Regions from separate parts of the Mus musculus genome. Here region 2 is linked to region 1. Evidence: chromatin loops called from intact Hi-C (ENCODE). Cell type or tissue: left cerebral cortex. All regions are shown on one strand. Links, peaks and the distances in the headings refer to the core of each region. The heading gives the core; the rest is flanking DNA. Region 1 overlaps Thsd4 (thrombospondin, type I, domain containing 4). Region 2 overlaps Thsd4 (thrombospondin, type I, domain containing 4).

Region 1 (10,038 bases), core at 1,096-9,095:
CTTAAAGACCCACCTCTGTCTTCACGTAGAAGTTAGGCCCAGCCATTGAGCTATTTAAGGCATATTAGAATATAAAGGCTGCTTGTATGCATGGGTGTCTTTCATTCAGGAACCCAGAACATTGGGGTGGGTATCTAGGAGTGCCACCACCACCACCACAGGGGTCGATTTGAGTAGGGTTAATTGGGATCTGCAACACCCCAATATCCCTCTGCTTCTAAGATCCTGTAAGTACGAAGTTCTGAAGAATTCAAAGGAAAACTTGAAAATCCAGAACGGGACCATAGCAAAAGAATCCATGTGTCCTCTGCAATGGGACTTCTCACCTGGGCTCCAAACTCTACAATACACTTCTGCACACTGGCTCGGAGCGCCTCCTCGGCCTCTGCCACCAAAGCCTAGTTCCTTATATTTACTTCTCACCTTGAACCTGCTCTTCAGTTTCTGATCTTGACAAGAGGCCTCCTTCCCCTTCCTATTTCTTCTGGAGACAAGCTCTCACTAGGTAGCCCAGGCTGGCCTTGAACTCCTGATCCTCTAGCTTCTACTTCTGGAGTGTCAGGTAATAGGTGTGCACCACCGTGCCTCCTTATACCTGCCATTCGCTATTGCTCTTTTAAATTCACATGTCTGCTTCCCCGTGGATGCCCAGAAACACGTTAGCCCTAGAAGCAAGCTTGTCCTATTCATCTTTGATCCTCCACTGTCCCCACAGTGAGTCAGCACACAGTCTTTACACAGAAGACAGGTTTGACTGACACAAGGCTGCCTTGGGAAGCAGCAGGACTTACCTAGCTAGCCTCATACAACCTGTTCATTTCTTACCAGGTGTACCCGGATATCCCTACAACCATCCAGCACAGGTGTGTCACCTCTATGTGTGTCCAGAGACCACATTTTGATGCCATCAACTCCATTGGCAGGTGGTTTTCTGTGGTTTTAGATGATCCTCCTGGTCAGTCCTAAATAGCAGGTGCAAGTGAACAACGGGGTACCCAAGTCTATAGGTACATTGTCTTGGCTGAAGGCGCTTGCAGGATAACATAGGAGTCAAAGCTTACCCCTGAGGGGCCTGGACTCCCAGTATTTTCTTTGTACATCAAAGCATTAACGACGGGATATATTTTCCCTTGCTTCATAACATGCCCACACCTTACCCTCATAGCAACAGCATGCAGAATAGCTCCACCCAGCTGTCCAATGGGAACCTGAAGCCTTGGGGTAGTCAACACTGAGCTTACTCCTTTCATTACCCACACACTCCCCAGAAGACAATAGGCCATCAGCAATGCTTCTCTCCCTTCCCCTCTCCCCTCCCCCTCTCTCTCCCCCCTTCCCCTTCCCCTCCCCCCTTCCCCTTCCCCTCCCTGTTTATCTGTCTTCATGAACACCACCAGTCAGCCAGGCCTGATATATGAACGTCGGCCTAGATTCTTCCTTCCATCATCCCCTGGAACACAGTGATGAGGCCCCAAGGGAACATATTCCTTAGCAACTTTGTGCCCCCTCTTTAAGTCTTCATCACCACTGTGTAGAGAATCAGGTGACTTGCCTGGGCCTTCCTGTCTCCTAGGTTGCTCTTTCTTATACACACTTGCCAGTGCTGTCTTCTGAAATGCAAGTCTAAACATGTCTCTAGAAGTTTCTCCATGGTCTTCAGGTGTCCCTCTGTTGCACTGACTGGGTCATTCTGTCCCAGTGAGCTGTCATCACATTCACGGCATAGGGCTCCTAGCTTTTAAGACAGGTCATCTTCCTCTGCATCTCTCTGTTCTTCCATGTCGGTTTCTGCTTCCATCTAGATCAGCTGTTCTCAACCTGTGGATTGCAACCCATTTGGGGGGTCAAGGGATTCTTCCATAGGTCACCCAAGACCACCAGAAAAGAGATGTTTACCTGGGGAGTCATAACAGTAGCAAAATTACAGTTACAAAGTAGCAATGCAAATATCTTTATAGTTGGAGGTCATGAGGAACTGTGTTAAGGGTCACAGTGTTAGGAGGGCTGAGAACCACTGTGCTGGAGGGCCTTGATAGGTCTGGCTGCAGGTACAGAAAATCCCACCCAAGGGCTTGAACACCAAGATTTGTGAACCTTCCCCAGTCCTGGCATCTGCTGGTTCCAGAGTAGATAAAAGCAAGTTACCGTATCACAGAGGATAAACTTGGCCTTCACCTGTCCATTCCACTGCTGTTGGTGTAGATTCTCAAACTCACTTCCAGCCAGTTTCTAGGATGTCTGATGTGGGTCTGGAGCATCTTGGGAAGACATGTGGTCTATCTAAAGGAAGAGCCCCTTCTACCGGGAGCATCTTCTGATCAAATGGAGAAAGTGTCTTTGGAACCTGTCTGTCACAGAACATTCACCTTATGCCTGTCTGTTAACCAACCACCCGCAAGGGCATCTAGGGTAGCCAGGACTTGGAGATAAGGACCCTGGAATGGAAACCTAGGAACGTATCAGCAAAGGAGAAGAAGATCCTCATGGAACTGAGAACAGTGGTGTCTCCTGAAGCCTTCCCTCTTGCTTGATAAGCTAATTCCCAAATGCTCACTGTGATGGTTTGTATATGCTTGGGCCAGGGAGTGGCACTATTAGGAGCTGTGGCCTTGTTAGAATAGGTGTGTCACTGTGGGTGTGTGCTTTAATACCCTGGTCCTAGCTGCCTGGAAGTCAGTCTTCTCTTAGAGGCCTACAGATGAAGATGTAGACCTCTCAGTTCCTCCTGCACCATGCCTGCTTGGATGCTGCCATGCTCCTGCCTTGATGATACTGGACTGAATCTCTGAACCTGTAAGCCAGTCCCAAATAATTTTTGTTCGTATAAGAGTTGCCTTGGTCATGGTGTCTGTTGACAGCAGTAAAACCCTAACTAAGACACTCAGTAAGGAGCCCCCTTGATAAGACTTCTCTCACCACCCCATCCTTCCCAAGAGTCATTGTTACCTGGAGCTGGCCCCCATCAGGCCACCAAGGCTTTGAGATGGAGTTACCTTGAACAGCACTGTTCCTTGGACACTACCACAATCCCATATTGCAATACTGGTTGAGCAAAAAGCCACAGATGTCAAACTGTGAATTGAACTGTTAGAAAAGACTCCCTCCAGGCACAGAAAAGCACTGGAGTATTTTTTACCAATGGGGAATAACATTTTGCATGTGAAAGGCAGCGCTAGAGGAATAGCCCTGTGCTGACAGATGTCCTTGGAACTCATCATGGGCTCAGGGTATTTCAAGGGTCTCACCCTGCATTTGCAGTGTGTGACCACATGGTCTCATGAGCACTCACTGACTATTCTATTCCACTGAGCCCAGGACCAGACAGGAGGAAGGGTTTTAAGCAGCGGTTCTCAACCTGTGGGGTTGACCCTTTTACAGGGTCACCTTTAAGACTATCTGAAAACACAGATATTTGCATTACAATTCATAACAGTAGCAAAATTGCAGTTAGGAGGTAGCAATAAAAATAATATTATGATGGGGTCACCACAATATGAGGAACTGTAGTCACAGCGTCAGGAAGGTTGAGAACCACTGGTATAACTGCTGTCCATGGACAGTGTCTTTCCAAGGATCAACAGCAGCTGTCTTGATCCCTCTACCCCCCAGACCTGCAGTTGCATCCTATTAGCCAGACATGAGTTTGTTTGTTTGGAACCCACAAGGCGTTGTCATGGTTCTGTTAGGGACTAAGAGTAGTTGGCTGTTGTTTATACACTTAGGTAGTGTCACTTCCAAAGAGTCTTTTAAAAATGATTTATTATTTTTATTTATGTGCATGAATATTTACTAGCAAATATGTCTATGTACCCCATACATGACTGGTGCCACGGTGACAGAAGAGTTTCAGATCCCCTGAAACTTGAATTATGAAACATATTTAACATATTTATATATCATTATATATAACCCTGAAAACATTACTATATATGGTTATAGGCCCCCATGTGGGTGCTGGGAGTTGAATTCAGGTCTTCTGGAAAAACAGCTATCTCTCTAGCCCTGCTCCAAAGAGTCTTAAGATGGTTTAACTTTATTTCTTACACTTGCTTGAACTCAAATAATAGCAAGGATTACACATGGTCCTTATAAGAATGGCTTATGTCATATGACCCGCTATTTTACTTTCTTGTCTCTTGCTTTGACAAACACCATGCCAAAAGCAAATTAAGGGAGGAAAGGATTTATTGGGCTTTCACTTCCAGGTCACAGTCCATCACTGAGGGAAATCAGGGCATGAACTTGAAGCAAAACCATTTTAAAAGAAAAAAAAGTTCACTCATAGGCTAGCTCTCTTATTTAGAACTACCTGCCTAGGGAATGGTGCCACCCACAGTGGGATAGCCCCCACCCCCACCCCATGTCAATCAAGACAGCCTTCCTTGGTTCAGATAAATCCAGAGGTCAATCTGATATAGGAAATCTCTCAGTTGAGGCTCCCTTCTCAGATGACTCTAGGCTGTATCAAGTTGACAGTTTAAGCTAACTAGAATATACACCACTCTAAGAATGTAGACAACACATCTGGAAAGACTGGGGTCCATAGATTTGCCTTTCACCCAAGACAAAATCAGATATTTTAGTGACACAAACCTTTTAGGAAACAACCTACCCTTAACTTTCAGTAGAACTTTTGCATCATTTGAGGGAAGGAATGGTTTTAGTGCACATAAAATTTTTTTGACATAATAACAACTGGATTTATTAACTTATTTTTCCAACCTTACATGACAGACTCTTCAAAACCAGAAAACCACAGTTACCTTGCATGCTAGATAAAGTCAAACCATGGAGGTGTCAGTCATGGTCTTTCTTGCTTTCTCTGGATGGAGAGTTCTAGAAACAGGAAGGAAAGACTTTGCCCATGGAAGAGCCTTGCAGACACCCTCACTCACACCTAGATGGCGCCCGCACACCAAGTGGAGCTCATACAGGGATGGATAACCTTTTAACTGCCTAAGAAATCACAAATTCTCCAATAAAGGTGGTGAAAAGTTCAGAATTAGTGGCTCTCAAGTGTGGCTGGGTGAACGGATTCGGTCAAAGGAGAGGTGGTGAAACCTGAGGACTGTCTGTAAACACATCCAGTGCCTGTGTAGACTCCATCCTCTGCCTCCCTGCAGCCATGCAGGCAAAGAAGGACACAGACCGGCCAATTCTTCCTGGAGGCCTCAGCACTAGCAAGGCACGCAGAGAACTCTCTTCCATTTGTCACATAGTCTGACATGGTCACCACAGAAGAGAACTGCCATATTAGGACTTCCCTGTCTAGATGGTGAGAGTATATGGAACACAGTCGTGCTTATGTAAGATCCATGGGGGCAGCTGGTGATGTAGCTCGGTTGGTAGAATGGCCACCTAGCATGCACAAAGCCCTGGATTCTTAGGTGTCCCATGAACAGGATGTGGTGGTAATGGTTCAGCACTTGGCTACAAAGAGGATCTGGAGTTCGCAGTCATCCTCAACTATATAAGGAGTTCAGGGATTTCCTGGGATACCTGAGAACCTGTCTCTCAAAAGAAGGAGGAGGAGGAGGAGGAGGAGGAGGAGGAGGAGGAGGAGGAGGAAGAGAAGGAGAGGAGGAGGAGGAGGAGAAGGAGAAGGAGGAGGAAGAAGAGGAGAAGGAGGAGGAGGAAGAAGAAGAAGAGGAGGAGGAGAAGGAGGAGGAAGAAGAAAAGGAGGAGGAGGAAGAAGAAGAAGAGGAGGAGGAGGAAGAAGAAGAGGAGGAGGAGAAGGAGGAGGAGGAGGAAGAAGAGGAGAAGGAGGAGGAGGAGGAGAAGGAGGAGGAAGAAGAGAAGGAGGAGGAGGAGGAGGAGGAGGAAGAGGAAGAGGAAGAGGAAGAGGGAGAGGAAGAAGAAGAAGAAGAAGAAGAAGAAGAAGAAGAAGAAGAAGAAGAAGAAAAGAAAGAAAGAAAGAAAGAAAGAAAGAAAGAAAGAAAGAAAGAAAGAAAGAGAAAAAAAAGAAATATCAGTAGCCAGTCTTTACCTTATTCTGTGGTCAGCTTGCCACACATTTCATCAAAGCCTTTGCAGACAGGAAAAAAAAAAACTCACTTAAGGTTAAAAGTAGAAAGAAGCTACACATAGCATCAAAGTGGTACCACAGTGGGATGGGGCCCTGACAGTGGACAGTTCTCCATCATGGCAGTGAGCAGCCTAAGGGAGATACGGATATTAAACTCAGATGAAATTAAAGGCAGAAACAGGGAAGGAGAGTTTGGACTTGAGACAAATACATCCAGCAGTGTGTCTGAAAACTCAAGGGAATAGTGTGCCTGTCACCACTGCAGGGCCTCAAGTGCCACCAAACAGCTGGAGTAGAAGACAAGCACGGGGTGGGGTGGGGAGCTTACCCTGCCAGGGCTCTGCAGGAGGCAGCGAGACACCCATTCTTGTTCTCATTTCCACCCGGCAGAGCTGTGCCTGCACAGTGAAAACCGGGGCTAGCAGAACAGGCGGCCATCAGGAAGCACACTGAGCCCGGGCCCAGAACATTCCAGTTCACATCCAACTTTGCTGCCGTGTAGACAAGCAGTTTCTGGTCCCAGAACATCTGAGATGGAACCAGTCATTCCTGCACCGAATGTAGTGTAAGAAGTAGGACTTAGCCACATGTTGGAGTCCGTGAGCTAGCACATATTCATAAGTGAGCTAAGTCGCTCATAGCCCCCTTTCTCTACCTGACAGATGTAATGTAGACAAGGGCACGAGGCAGGGAGGCCACTTCTTCTTTAAGTCAGTTGTCAGTTTCTGACTTCCAGATCTCTTCCGTGCTGACTCGTGCTCTTGGATACCCTGCACTCTCAGGGGTCTTCCTTCCTGCTCAAAAGTCCCTTCCTTTCCACTCTCTGACTGTTTCCTTGGGTGGAATCAGAGTGTGGGCCAGTGTATCCTGGGAAACCTTAAGGTACTAGGATCACAGAGAAAGGGTGTCAGTCCTGACTCTTTTCTGCAGGCTCTTGTTGGCCATAGTGTTATGGAATATGCCCATGGCTTTAGGCAACACTTCTGCCCTTACCTCATTTCTCTCAGCCATGGTCTCTGTAACTAGGTATGTTCACAGTGGATGGCTGGCAGTCTCCAGTCTTCCCTCCTGCCTCTTCCTGCTCGTCAATCTCTCCTTCTGCTTTTTTTAATCTCTGAATCCCTGTGCCTCCCCTTCTTCTACTCTCAAAAAGATGCATTTCATACATCAAAGATGCTCTTCAATTGGATGGTATTTTGATAGGAAGCCCTGAGCAAGCTATTTAGGTTAAATGTTCTTTTAAGAAAAGATACTGGAGGGGCTGCAAAGATGGTTTTGAGGTTAAGAGCACTGCCTGCTCTTCTAGTGGACCTAAAATCAACTACCAGCACCCACATGGCAGCCAGGACTAGGGGCATCTGATACCCTCTTCTGTTTTCTTTGAGTACCAGGCATGTATGTGGTACATACACATACATGCAGGTAAAACATCCACATATAAAATAATAAGATAAACTTTAAAAAGAAAGAAAAGACACCAGAGTTTTCTCTGCTTTCTGCCTCCCCACTCACACCCACTGAACATCCTTGCTACTCAGTGACTGTTTTCTACAGTTTGAACTGAGGGACAGCTATGAGTCTGGGTACCATAAAAACAGCTAAGCCATGGTGGTCTGTATGTGGATGACTGCTTTCCTGATCCAGAAAGAGGGAAGTGCATGCAATTGAGGCAGTTGCTCCCATCAGACTCTTAATGGATACACACATTTTAATAATTAACACCAGGGTTAGGACAGGGGCTGAGCAAGTCAGAACACTTGCTGTACTGTGCAAGTACAAAGTCCTGAGTTCAGACCTGTAGCACTCATGGGGAAAAGCCAGGCGTGGCCAAGAATATACCAGGAACCGCAGCACTGTTGGGAGTGGAGATGGGAAGATTGCTGGGCTTCTTGGCCCACTAACCTAGCTCAAGGTTCCATGTGAAACCCTGACTCAAGGAAAAACCTAGCAGACCATGGCATCCAGTGTTCTCTGTCCTCCCACATATGTATGGGCATGTGCCCCTGAACACATGTGAACATACCACACACACACACACACCATGAAAGATACAGGGTGAAGGTTCATTAGAACAAAGGCATCCCATGGAAAATAGCTCAGCAGAAGTGTGTGTTTAAAACTCTCCTTTCTGCTCCTCTAGGACAGGAGTTTGAAGAAAAAAAGAAAGAGGAATATGGTTTAATGCTCAATTCAAACAAGGCAGTGAGTATGTTGATGTAACTGGATAGCTTTGAAAGGGAGGGTGAGATCAGCCCTGGCCTGGGTCTGGGAGCCTGGCTGCCAAAGAGAGGGGCAGCCTGGCCTCCCTCCCAGCCATGAGGCTCCAGGGCCTGAGGAGCCCAGGCCCCACGAGTGACACCTCGCTCTTCAGACACTCTAATTTATAGTTAACGCCTTTTAAGCAAACAAGAGGGAGGGAAAGAAATCTGGTTCATATTACAGCAACGGCAGTAAAGGGAAGTCTGGGAGTTCAAAGGAAAAATGTCCCAGGAAAAGCTCGGCTGTTAAAATTCGTTTGGAGTGGCCCGGAAGGTGATTGGAAATTAAAATGAAGGCTTTCTCCACATGTCTCTGTCTCTGTCTCTGTCTCTGTCTCTGTCTCTCTCTCTGATCAGCAATCCTTGGCACTCAGTTCATGCCAGAGAACAACCAAATAAATTCAAATCCATTGCTAAGACTTAGTCCGTTGGAATAACTAAGTTCCCCAAAACTCACTTAAAGGGACAGAGAAGAGAGGTGTGTGTTCTCTTTCAAGCCAGACCCCTTTGGACCCTCCGTGGTAAGGTGTCTTCTCTTTACCCACACAAAGCTTTTCCACTTCTGTTCCCTGGGTGAGCTTGCTGGGGAGGCTGTGTACTGGGAGAGGAGAAAGCTCTAACTGAAGCCTTGGCTGCTGGAGGGAGGAACGTGTTCACCAGCAGCACCACGGAAGCAAAGGTGCAAGCTGTATGAACCTCTGTGGAGCTAGCATTTCTAATGCTGCTACTAAACACCATGTATGGAAGGAAGTCAGGACAGGAACTCAAACAAGACAGGAACCTGCAGGCAGGGACTGAAGTGGTGGCCATGGAGGAGAGCTGCTTACTGGCTTGTTCCCCATGGTTTTCTCAGCTTGCTTCCTTATAGAACCTAAGACCAGCAGTCCACTGATGACACCTTGCCAATGGACTGGGCTGAGCCCCCTACCTCACCAATCACTAATGAAGAAAATGCCTTACAGCTACATCTTCTGGAGGCATTCTCTCCACTGAGGTTCCTTCCTTTCAGATAACTCTAGCTTGTATTGAGTTGACATAAAACTAGCCATTCCGGCATCACAGTAAGGGGCTTATCATTTAGACCTAGGGACGGTGTCTTGTGTTTCAGTGATGTGCTGCTTTGGAGGAGAGCATGGGGAGGTAGCACCCAGCTTTCCTGTAGGTCACTTGCTTCCTAGATGGGAGGAGCCTCTGTCTTTTTTTGTTGTTGTTGTTGGTTTTTTTTTTTTTTTTTTTTCCGAGACAGGGTTACTCTGTATAGCCCTGGCTGTCCTGGAACTCACTCTGTAGACCAGGCTGGCCTTGAACTCAGAGATCTGCCTGCCTCTGCCTCCCGAGTGCTGGGATTAAAGGTGTGTGCCGCAGCTCATCTCTTCAGCTAGGTCCATTTTATCAGTATCTATTCCTTTTGTTATGACAAAATACTGGGCAAAGCAACTTAAGGAAGGACAGATGTATTTCTGCTCATAGTTACAGTGGCAGCGAAAGCATGGTATGGAGAGCTTGAGACAGGTAGTCTCATGGTGTCCCTTTATGTTCTAGCCTAGGGGATGGTGCTGCCCACATGTAGTGTGGGTCTTCCCACCTCAGTTGACCCAGTCTAGAAACTCCATCACAGACATGCCTAGAGCTTGCTTTCGGTGTTGATTCTAAGTCATGTCCCATCCATTTAGCCGCAAGCCTCATCCCTAGCCCTAGGAGTTTTCCTTCAATTTCAGAAATCAGGCCATAATACGTTGCTGTTGTCCTTGGCAG
Region 2 (10,038 bases), core at 661-8,660, 150 kb after region 1:
AGAGAGAGAGAGAGAGAGAGAGAGAGAGTATATATGTGTGTGCCTTTGGGTATGTCGGTGTGCCTATGGGCATGTCTGTGTGTATATATCTGTATGCTTGTTGGTGTGTGTCTCTGTATGTATTTGTCTGTCTGTGTCTGTGTGTATGTCTGTATGCCTGTTGGTATGTGTGAGTGTGCGCGCGAGCATACACACCTATGTGTCTGTCTGTCGGTCTGTCTGTCTTTGTCTGTCTTTGTGTCTGTGTGTATATCTTTGTGTCCATGTATGTGTGTGCCTATGTGTATATGTCTATCTGTCTGTGTGTGTGTGTGCCTATGGACATGTCTGTATACCTGCTGTTGTGTGTCTGTGTGCACATGGAGGACAGAGGTTGATAGTGTGTTTCCCTAATCCTTCTCCACGTTACGTTTTGAACCAAGGTTTTCAGTGACCGTGGGCTCTGGGATTTGGCTAGGCCTACTGGACTGGACACCGACCTCCAGAGCTCTACCTGGATCTGTATTACACAATGTAGTGCTGTACCTGGCTTTTCAATGGGCGTTGGGGATACAAACCTGAGCTCTCCTGCTTATGCAGCAAATACTTGGCTACCTGGGTCACCCCTCAGCTTTGATACCTTGTTGGCCCACAGATAATCAGGGAAGCAGGACAGAGGGTCAGGGTAAAAGGCATGTTTGTAGTGTGGGAAAGCCTGGGCTTAAGGTCAAAGTGCTTGTAACAGGATGAACATTGGGACTTCACAGAGCCAGTGAGCTGCTCTGAGGATTAAATGGATTAAAGAGGATTAATTCTTACCCTGAATAGATGTACAGTGTAAATATAGTAGCTCCTTGAGGTACTGGAAGAAGAGAGCTGGACAGATGTCAACAGCTTCAAAACAGAAAATGGTTCCAAGTTGAGAGCTCCAGAGACCTCAGCTTCACCGTGCTTTCTTTTTAGGTCTAGAACAATGAAGCTCATCTCACACTGGCCTGCAGATCTGAGCTGACCTTCAGAGAGAGGCCAGTAGCACCATGGAAATGTTTAAAGGGAAAGGCAGCTTTGTATTACATTCACAGAAACGGGAGTCCTGATCAATCATTCTCCCTTGTTTGTCTGGTCCATCCATACTGTATTCTGTCTTGGAAACTTATTTTAAGGTGGACTGTGCTAAACTTGAACAAAATCACAGGAGGGTGGCCAGGACCATTGGTTTAGATGAGCACTGTTGAGGTGACTCCCCCAAGAAACCCACACCCACGATTAAATGGGTCTTTTCTTCCTTCCCTCCTCCTCCTCCTCCTCCTTCTCCTCCTCCTCTTCTTCCTTCTTCTCTCTCTCTCTCTCTCTCTTTCTTTCTTTCTTTCTTTCTTTCTCTGAGTGGCTTTCATTTTATTAATCTTCATCCTTACATCTATGTTAAGAATCCTTTTTAAATAAACTCCAACTCCACTTTTGGAAAAATAGCGTTCAGAAGGAAAAAAGACCACTTACCCTGCAGCAGGTTGGAGGAGATTGGCAGAAGCAGGCAACATTGCATCTGTGATGCTTTAGAAAACAAGTGTCTACCTGCTTTCTATGACTATCGGGGAGAGAACTTGTCTAATGGGTTGAAGTAATGAAAGGCATTCAGTCCACCTGAAGGAGATTTTTTTTTTTTTTAGAAAATAGAATTGCCTCCAGATGCAAAGAGCTTGCCTCGCAGCGAATGTTCTAGAAGCTGCTGCAAATCCTCATTAGGAAGGACAGATGGGATTCCTGCAGTAGGCAAGGAGTATGGACGGGTGGTCCTGTGTGCCAAGCACCCATGACTGATTCACCTTATTCTCTACAGGGAATCTCTCCAAACTAGAGCCTCTGGCAGAGCCCTTTAGAGCCTTGTCTACTTTATTTTACCCAGCCTACTGTTCACAGTAACCCAGGCTATATCAGGGGCTTGGAAAACTAGAAAGGAATTACCCATTAATTAAGTAACTGCCCGTCACCTGGTACTAGCCAGTCTGTAATCGCTTCTGATTACTAGACACTGATTTGTTACTTAGTCACACCAAGTCGTGTGTTATTGTGGCACACGGCAGTAGCTAGCGATTTCTGTTGCCAGATCTGCCATCGTGAGCTAATTCCACAGCCTTCTCTCCTCCCGTTGGCTTTTTTTGTTTTGTTTTGTTTTTTGAACATTTAATTGCAATCTTCTATCTTCTAAGTGAAATCAGATGCCATCCAGAAGTAAATTGAGGCAAGCCCATGAAACGGAAATGTACTCATTTTTCTGAGCTCACTTGTTTGAAGTGTCTCCACCATCGCTTAGCTGCAACTTCTGTTTTGGGCACAATTTCTTACTGCCTGCTCCTTTTCTTCTCCCCCCCCCCTTTCATTTCCTTTCATCTCCTTTCTCTCTAAGAATTCCACATTTAAAACCTTCCCAGAACTCAATTAGCATCACTTAAAATGGGGTGAGGAGCAGCAGAGCGGTCAAGCTTCTGTTTTCAGTGCCCAGTGGTGCCCCGGAAACCAGATGTGCAGCCAAAGTGGAGCGGGAGAATTGATACACAGGTGTGGTATAAAGCTGGTCTTTAAAAATACAGATGTTATCCCCTCAGGGCCCTAGGAACCTGGAACAGAATGCAGAGAGCCACCCTCGAGGTGAAACAATGGTCATAAAATAGTTTGTTCGTGAGTTTCTCTGAGCTGTCTCTGCAACATTTGGTGACTATTTAATAACACCAGCTCATGGGGCTAAATTACTAACATTTGGGGAACAAGGTTATGTAAAACAAAATTGAATTATGGCAACGGTTTCCCGGTTAGCACTGGAATTTCTTTATTTCTGTTTGTCTTTTTCCTCAAAGGAGCCATTTACCAATTCCTACCCAGCTGGCACCAGTCAATGTCCAGAGACCCCACATAATCAACACACACCTCTGAGCAACAAGGGTCTGTATTGTCCATCCAGAGGTCTAGCCCAGAGCCTGGAAGCAGGCTCAGTCATGAAAGGATCTAAGAGCCACACACATCCAGTGCAGCCTTCTGAAGAAAACTATGGTGCTTAGCTATCCCAGCTATCCTACCCTGGGTAGGTTGAAAAAAGGACTTATTTAGATGTAGAAACTGTGTGAGCTGGTAGGCAAAGCTTAAAGACAGTGAGCATACTGATAAAATGAAAGCCTACACACACTAATAACAAGCAATCTTGCTTTTAGCTATACCTTTCAGGACACCCATCTGTGATCACAACACGAATACACACACTTCACATCACTGCAGTTAGGAAGAGAGCAGATGCTCATGTGTGGGCATGGATAGATCCCCAAGCAACGCAAGGGGAAGAAAGCTATGAGAGATACAGCGAATCCTCGCTCTCTATGCAATTATGTAGTCTCCATCATGTAAACTTTAAGTAAAATACAAAACGTACATTCGAGAGCACAGATATTTACCTCAGCTTCCCGAGCTGCCTCTGGGGAGCAGGAAGCCCTGGAGAAGGATACAAAGGTTCAGCATTAGTGCTGCAGTGTTTCCTTAAAAAGGAAAATGCCTTGGGGATGGTGAGCTGACCCAGCGGGTGACAGTGCTTGCTGCTAAGCTGGCTGACCTGAGTTCAAGCCTCAAGGCCCACATCATAAGGAGAAAACCAGTTCCCAAAAGTTGTCCTCTGACCTCCATGTGAACACAGTGGCATACATATGTGCATGCACACACACACAAACATACATACATAAATGTAAAATAAATAGATCATTTAAGCTAAGCAAATGTAAGCATTAACTAATTTAGTGAACACTTCAATATAACATTTTAATACTTTTCTATGTCATTACATATTTTCCAAATTCAGCCAGACTAGTGTTCACATCCAGAAAGCTTGAAAGCAGGATTCAGCACCAGGGAGACAAGCCGAGTCCCCAGCCTCAGAGAAGACAGAGGGGACAGAAGAATTGTGTCTGAAGCAACTCATGATTCTCCTCCAGCAGCCTGCTCTAAAGCCATACATGCTTCCTGTTGAATGACTGAAGTTGTGGTCACACTCGACCGCTGCAAATTTTTGGTCCTGCTTGATAATTAAAATGACTTAACATTTCCACAGCCTCTAGCTCAGTACTTTAGGACTTCACATGTGTGGTCCCAGACAGGGTGCACAAACTAACAACACAGACACTCTCCCATTCCAGGGAGAACTTTCATAAGTAGTTGTTAATCCAGACAGAAATGGCCAAACCCAAATGTTCGAAACCCTTAATGCTCTAAACTGTGAACATTTGAAGCATCAATAAAACATCATAAGTAAAAAATACTGTAGAAATCACTGTCAGGATGTATTTTTTTTTTCTTAGACCAGAAGAGCTATGTCATGCAAACTTTATTTTAGGTACTTAGTGGTTTGTTTGTTTGTCTGTTTGTTTGTTTGCAAAGCATATGGAGGTACAAAACCAGAAAATTCCAATATCCCAGTAATTTTATACACATGCACTGTCCGTGTGCTGTTAACTGACATTCTGGTTAGTTCAGTGCTATGTAAGCTGTGATACAGGGATTGTCTTTATATACTACGACTGGTACAAAAATAGTCGTACATCTGTTGATGGCTTGGAAGGTCCTTTAGGATGGAGGAGACGACTCCATAGATAAAGTGCTTGATATACAAGCATGAGGACAAGAATTCAAACCCCCAGAGGCTGGGCAAAGCTAGATGTGGTATAATCACCCAGCATACCTATGGTGAGGTAGGAGGCAGAGGTAGGAGCGTCCCCCAAAACTCACAGGCCAGCTAGCCTGGTATATGCAGCTGTAAACAAAAGACCTTGTCTCCAACGAGGTGGGAAGCAAAGATCAACATCCAAGGTTCTCTTCTAAGTAGCAGCCAGGAGCCAGGCAGTGTGCAAACCTGTATTTTCATGCACACACGCAGCAAATACACACGAAAACATGCTTTAGATTCTGATGGAAGCTCAAGAGGCATTTACGGTGAACAAAGTACCACATAGCAAACAAATATGTCCTGTGCTCTTTGTGGCTCGTACTCCCGTGTTAGCTCCTGCCTCGCTGTGACTGCTGATGCTTTCTCTTTGTGGTTGAGCATTCAGGCAGGACAAGAAGTTGTGCCACCTCCCATCACCAGGCTGCTTGATTTCTCAAGCGTCCGTAATGACCTTGATATGTTATGGTCAGATTCTCCCTTGGCTATTATTAGCATGGCTGGAAATGAAGCTGACCATCTCAAGAGTAAGGGTCGGAGGTGTGACGTGGTTGACCTTGGAGAGGCTGCTTCGAAGTCCTTCCCACTTCCAGAATCTGGGATCGGTTATCCGGAAAGCTGGGTTTGATTTCGGAGTCTTCCTAATTGATGGTAGAAATCGCACTTTATCACATGTCCCACAGATTTTAGTCTGAAGGAATTCATCAGAAGGCTATTTCTATAAACACTTTTATTGATTCATCATTTCTGAAATCATGCAGTTTATGAGTCATTCCTATTTTGAGCAAAAGCAATTACTTATAAAAGCTGCGAGATAGTTTCTGTCAGGCTTAATTAAACCTTTTTCTACTGGAGGCTGTTTCAAGAGTTTGTGAACCATTGACTGCTGATCCTGGCTCACATGTTACTCACAAACTGGAGTCTCTACCAGTAAAAATAACTCAGAGGCATCGATGCCTTGAATCTGGAAGCCAGTTGACTCCTTTAGACAGATCCATGTCTCCTTACCTCACCCCAGTGCAGCATTGGTCTTATGCGTTATTCATGGGTGAAAGCTTTTTCTTCCTAACATATTTTAAATCTCTTTCACTCCCTCTTGCTCTCTCGCTCTCTCTCTCTCCATTCTATTTTACTTTCATAATTTTATCAATCTTAATGGTATAAAATAGTTAAGGACAACGGAGGCCCCAGAACAGCAACATTTTCAGGAAATTCTAATGAAGAGCTCCAAGTGAGCCTTTTTTAGCATCTGTTTTCAGATTGCTTTATTTTGTTTTATGTGTCTGAGTGATTTGCCCGAATGCATAGATATGTACTACATGCATGCCTGGTGCCCAAGAAAGTCAGAAATGGGCGCTGGATCTCCTGGAATTGGAGTTACAGATGGTTGTGAATGCCATGTGGGTGCTGGGGACCAAACCCAGGCCCTCTGCAGTAGCAACAACTCTTCTTAACCACTGGGCCATATCTTCAGCCCCAACTTTTTTTGGAAACTCACTTATGACCAGAAGAAAGATTAGGCCTTTAGGGACACCTTTGGTTACACAATGGAGGAAAACGCCGGAAGTGAGGGCTCAGAGAAGGGTCAGATATGGAATTAAACTGAGAGGCAGTGAGGTTGGTGGGGCCTGCAGTGAACTGAGAAGATATGGAATGATAAAAAAATAAATAAATAAATAAACTAAGACAGAGCCTGCCAGACTGTATGAGAACAGAGGAACATGCATGAGAGCATGGTTAGACAGTACCTCGGGCCGCCCAGACAGTATGAGATGTGGACTCGTGGGTGTGGTTGGACAGTCCCTTGGGCCACACAGACTGTATAGTGGAGCAGATGTACAAGTGTGGTCGGATAGTGCAATGGTGCCTGTTTGCCACTGTCTGGGTCATCAGAAGTCTCTGAATGATCTTAAGTGGAAGAATGACAAAATGACACCTTGTCTTAAGAGAATCTGGGAACACTGAAAGGAATCATTACAAGGAAAACAAAATGGAAGAAAAATGATGGAAGAGAAACGTCAACAAATAAAATAATTAATTTAAAAAACAAAACAAGACATTCACATGCACATGTGCACACACACACACACACACACACACACACAAAGAATCAAATGTACATAGTGGAGCATGGAAAAAAGAAAAGAGAGGCTACCACCAGATGAACACCAGGGGGCGATGTTGCCAGCAGCTCATTGGCTGCCTATGCGGCTGTGCTGTGCCCTGTGTACTTTACATGGATTTGAGGAGAGAAAAACTATTTTATCCTAAATCTGTAGTTTCTTCACATTGAAAGCCACATTTGACTTGTCCATTCCCGACTCTGCCGACCCCTCCAGGAAATCCTTCCTGACTCTGCAATGGAAAGTTCTATGTAATTTTAAATGTTTTATTTGAGTCTCATTTCCCAGGGATTTCATTTACATGTTTCCCCCTAAGTAAGGTCTTGACCTGAACCATGTGATATGATTGACAGGGGACTTCTGGAATACTTCGGAAGGCAGAAATAAGAAGAAGCTATAAAATTTTAAAGACAACTGTGTTCTACCCCAGGTCTTTAAGAAATAAGCAGGAAATCAAGTTCTATAATGGTGAAACACTTGAAGACCAGACAGGTGTCATGAATTGGGTCCCATAGGAAACAGGCTTTGAGGCTGCATGTGTTTGGGCATCTTTCGAGAGAAGGAATGCCAGGGACAACCCACTGGGCATGGGGAAGGCACAACAGAGACCTCAGCTGATACTCCTGGAATCTAGGAGCCAAGTTGGCCTTTCAGAGGGGCCCAGTGATGCCAAGTGCCAGGGCTTTCTTATACCTTCACCAAGATGCCATTAGACTCCCCTGAGAATGGGGCAGGAATTTTAGGAGACCAGCTTCCTGCCACTGATGCCAGGCTCTGAGCAAGAACTTAGCTGTAACTCTCTGTCTTCAGTCCTCCGGGAGTACGAAGCACCATACCACAGTATGCCACATCAGCACAGTGTGTGTGTGTGTATGTGTGTGTGTGTTGTGTATGTGTGTACATACATAGACATACACATACACACAAGTGCACACAGATGGTTGTAAATTGTTATGTGGGTGATGGGAACCAAACTTAGATCCTCTGCAGTAGCAACAACTGCTCTTGACCACTTAACCACTGGGCCATCTCTTCAGCTCCATCTTTCTTTGGAAACTCAGCTACAACCAGAAGAAAGGCTAGACTCTGTGTGTGTGTGTGTGTGTGTGTGTGTGTGTGTGTGTGTGTGTGTGTTTACGTGAGTGCACACATATATGCACCCAAACAAGACCTGAACACGGACAATACTGATAGACATAATAACATGAGAGGGGGACATCTCATAGGACCCTGCCCCTAGACGAGAAACTACAGGCAACTAAGGATGCTGCGAATAGAAGTGGCTTTCCCCAGGGATGAGCCCCCATTGGTAACTGGGTAACAAGTATCCAGCCCTGAAATCATAGCCATACCAGCAACATTAAATAGACTCAGGGGGCTGTATTTGTATATGTGTATGTAATAATTAAGGAAAAGAAGCCAGAAACTTGAGAGGGAGTATGGGGTAGGGGAGGTCATGGGATCATGGGAGGAGCTGGTGGAAGGAAAGAGAAGGAGGATGTGTGTGATCATGTTTTAATTTTAAAAGAAGAAAATATGTTTTTAATTAGCTCTTCTCGGTGTGCAAACACCTACATTTATATCTTGGAACAAAACATTTCAAAGTGCTACTTTGGTGAACATGAGACATCCAGTAAAACGGTCAGTGTTGAGTTGCTGCAGAGGGGCAGCCTTGGCTCTTCATGAAAGCAGTCAAATACGGAAGGCATTTAGTGCATGCTCAACTGTAATATTTGCTTGGGGTGCATTTGGTGTCAATGTGGGAATCCTTGGTATTTTACACCTATCTTCTTTTTTGTGGTGCCTTGTTCAAACAGAAGTCTGGTCTGACTTTCCTGCTTCAGTCTAAACAAAGGCCATGGATTGCCATCACAGGCCAAGAACTCAAATACGGCATTGTGAAGTTACTCTTTAAGTCCTTTGCAGAGATGCTGCCCGCCTTGTATGTAGAGGCAGGCATGTGCCAAAATTACTAGAGAGTAGCAGGAAACCTCTGAAGGAAGCAGAGTCCCAATGGCTGTGATGGGATCCGGGCAGAGTGGCTTTTTATGGTGTCTCTGGATTGCCAGAATGAAAATCCTTTTCTAATGGCCAGCAAACACCTTTGATGAGTCTGTCTATAGATGAGAGTTCAATAGGCTGAAGCTCAGAAAGAAAGATCATCTTGGGGAAAGTAGGAAGTACCACGTAGGGGTGAGAGAGAGGGAAATAGAAAGTATCATGTAGAGATGAAAGATGGTGTCTGTTTAAAATGTCACAACCAAATGATGGGAGAAACCTGCAGGACAGCACTGGGGACCAGAGACCAGGGGTTCTATGAGAAATCCCTAATCCTCGGATCTTTGTCTTGCTTATTTTTATTACCATATTCAGTACTCTTGGATGAAAATAGCCTTGTGTTTACTTGATGGGTATCCTGTAAGCAGGAACATGGACCTATGAACCCCTGTCTTTTATTCATGCATGCAGTGAGCATTAGTTAACTGTGTTCCCAAGCAAGAAGCTTGACATACAAGGTGAGAAAGAATCACTGTCTGCCTGCAAGGAGCTCACAGTCAGGACAGGGAAAGAGAATGACAGAGGACAGAGTTAGGGGAAAGAAGGGCATGGACTTAGGGTGGCACAGACACGGTCCCTAGGCACCTAGAGGAGAGAGGGGGGCTTCCTGAAGGAGGTCTGGAGGACTCCTTACTGGACAAATCCAGTAATCGGCCCGTCTTTAATTGTGGCAAATCTCTTTACTTGGATCTTTATGTCCTATGAGAGGACTTTTGTGCTGTGTCCCAGGAAGATATTTATTGTACATGAGCTAGCATCCTAAACACATCATAGTTTCTGCTGTTTTTTAGAGGGACATTTTATTGTATATCCTATTGCTGTTAATTATAGAGAATGTTTGAAGTACCTCTGTTGAGACCAAGTATCTTGGGGGTTTGTTGATTCAGCCAGGCTGACTGGCCAGTGAAGCCCAAGGAACCTCCTTCTCCACCTCCCCAGTACTGGGATTAGATAACATCACACCCAGCTTCCTGATTGTTTAGTGATTGCTGGGGATTGAACTCAGAACCCATCGTAACCCTCAGCTCTTGTAGTTGCATGGCAACTCTACAAACTGAGCTATTCTCCCCTGCCCACTTTCCTGTGTCTATCATTGGGAACAAACTTTTTTGAATGTTGGACCTGGTGTTTGAGAAGGGAGAGGTGTCACCTTAGGTGACTAATTATCTTGTCACTGAGGTG

What was found. Hi-C counts contacts between places; a loop is a spot of excess contacts. Peaks named below come from ENCODE experiments on the same cell type or tissue, not always from the same donor. Only the 100,000 strongest peaks of a DNase experiment are listed, where the experiment ranks them.
Region 2: it touches region 1 in a loop (2.8-fold over the local background); 2 of 42 quality-filtered maps call a loop at or near these places.

The regions. Positions count from the first base shown.
Region 1 is chr9:60,232,743-60,242,780 of GRCm38, reverse strand. The region is part of intron 7 of Thsd4 (thrombospondin, type I, domain containing 4); the gene reads left to right. Among named protein-coding and RNA genes, the nearest start is that of 2010001M07Rik, 96 kb to the left of the region's middle. In left cerebral cortex, for the core only: a CTCF peak has its summit at 4,899; a DNase peak (open chromatin) is centred at 4,932.
Region 2 is chr9:60,085,117-60,095,154 of GRCm38, reverse strand. The region is part of intron 7 of Thsd4 (thrombospondin, type I, domain containing 4); the gene reads left to right. Among named protein-coding and RNA genes, the nearest start is that of Gm7616, 140 kb to the right of the region's middle. In left cerebral cortex, for the core only: a CTCF peak has its summit at 6,854 (motif pointing right); DNase peaks (open chromatin) are centred at 3,241, 5,068, 5,579 and 6,881.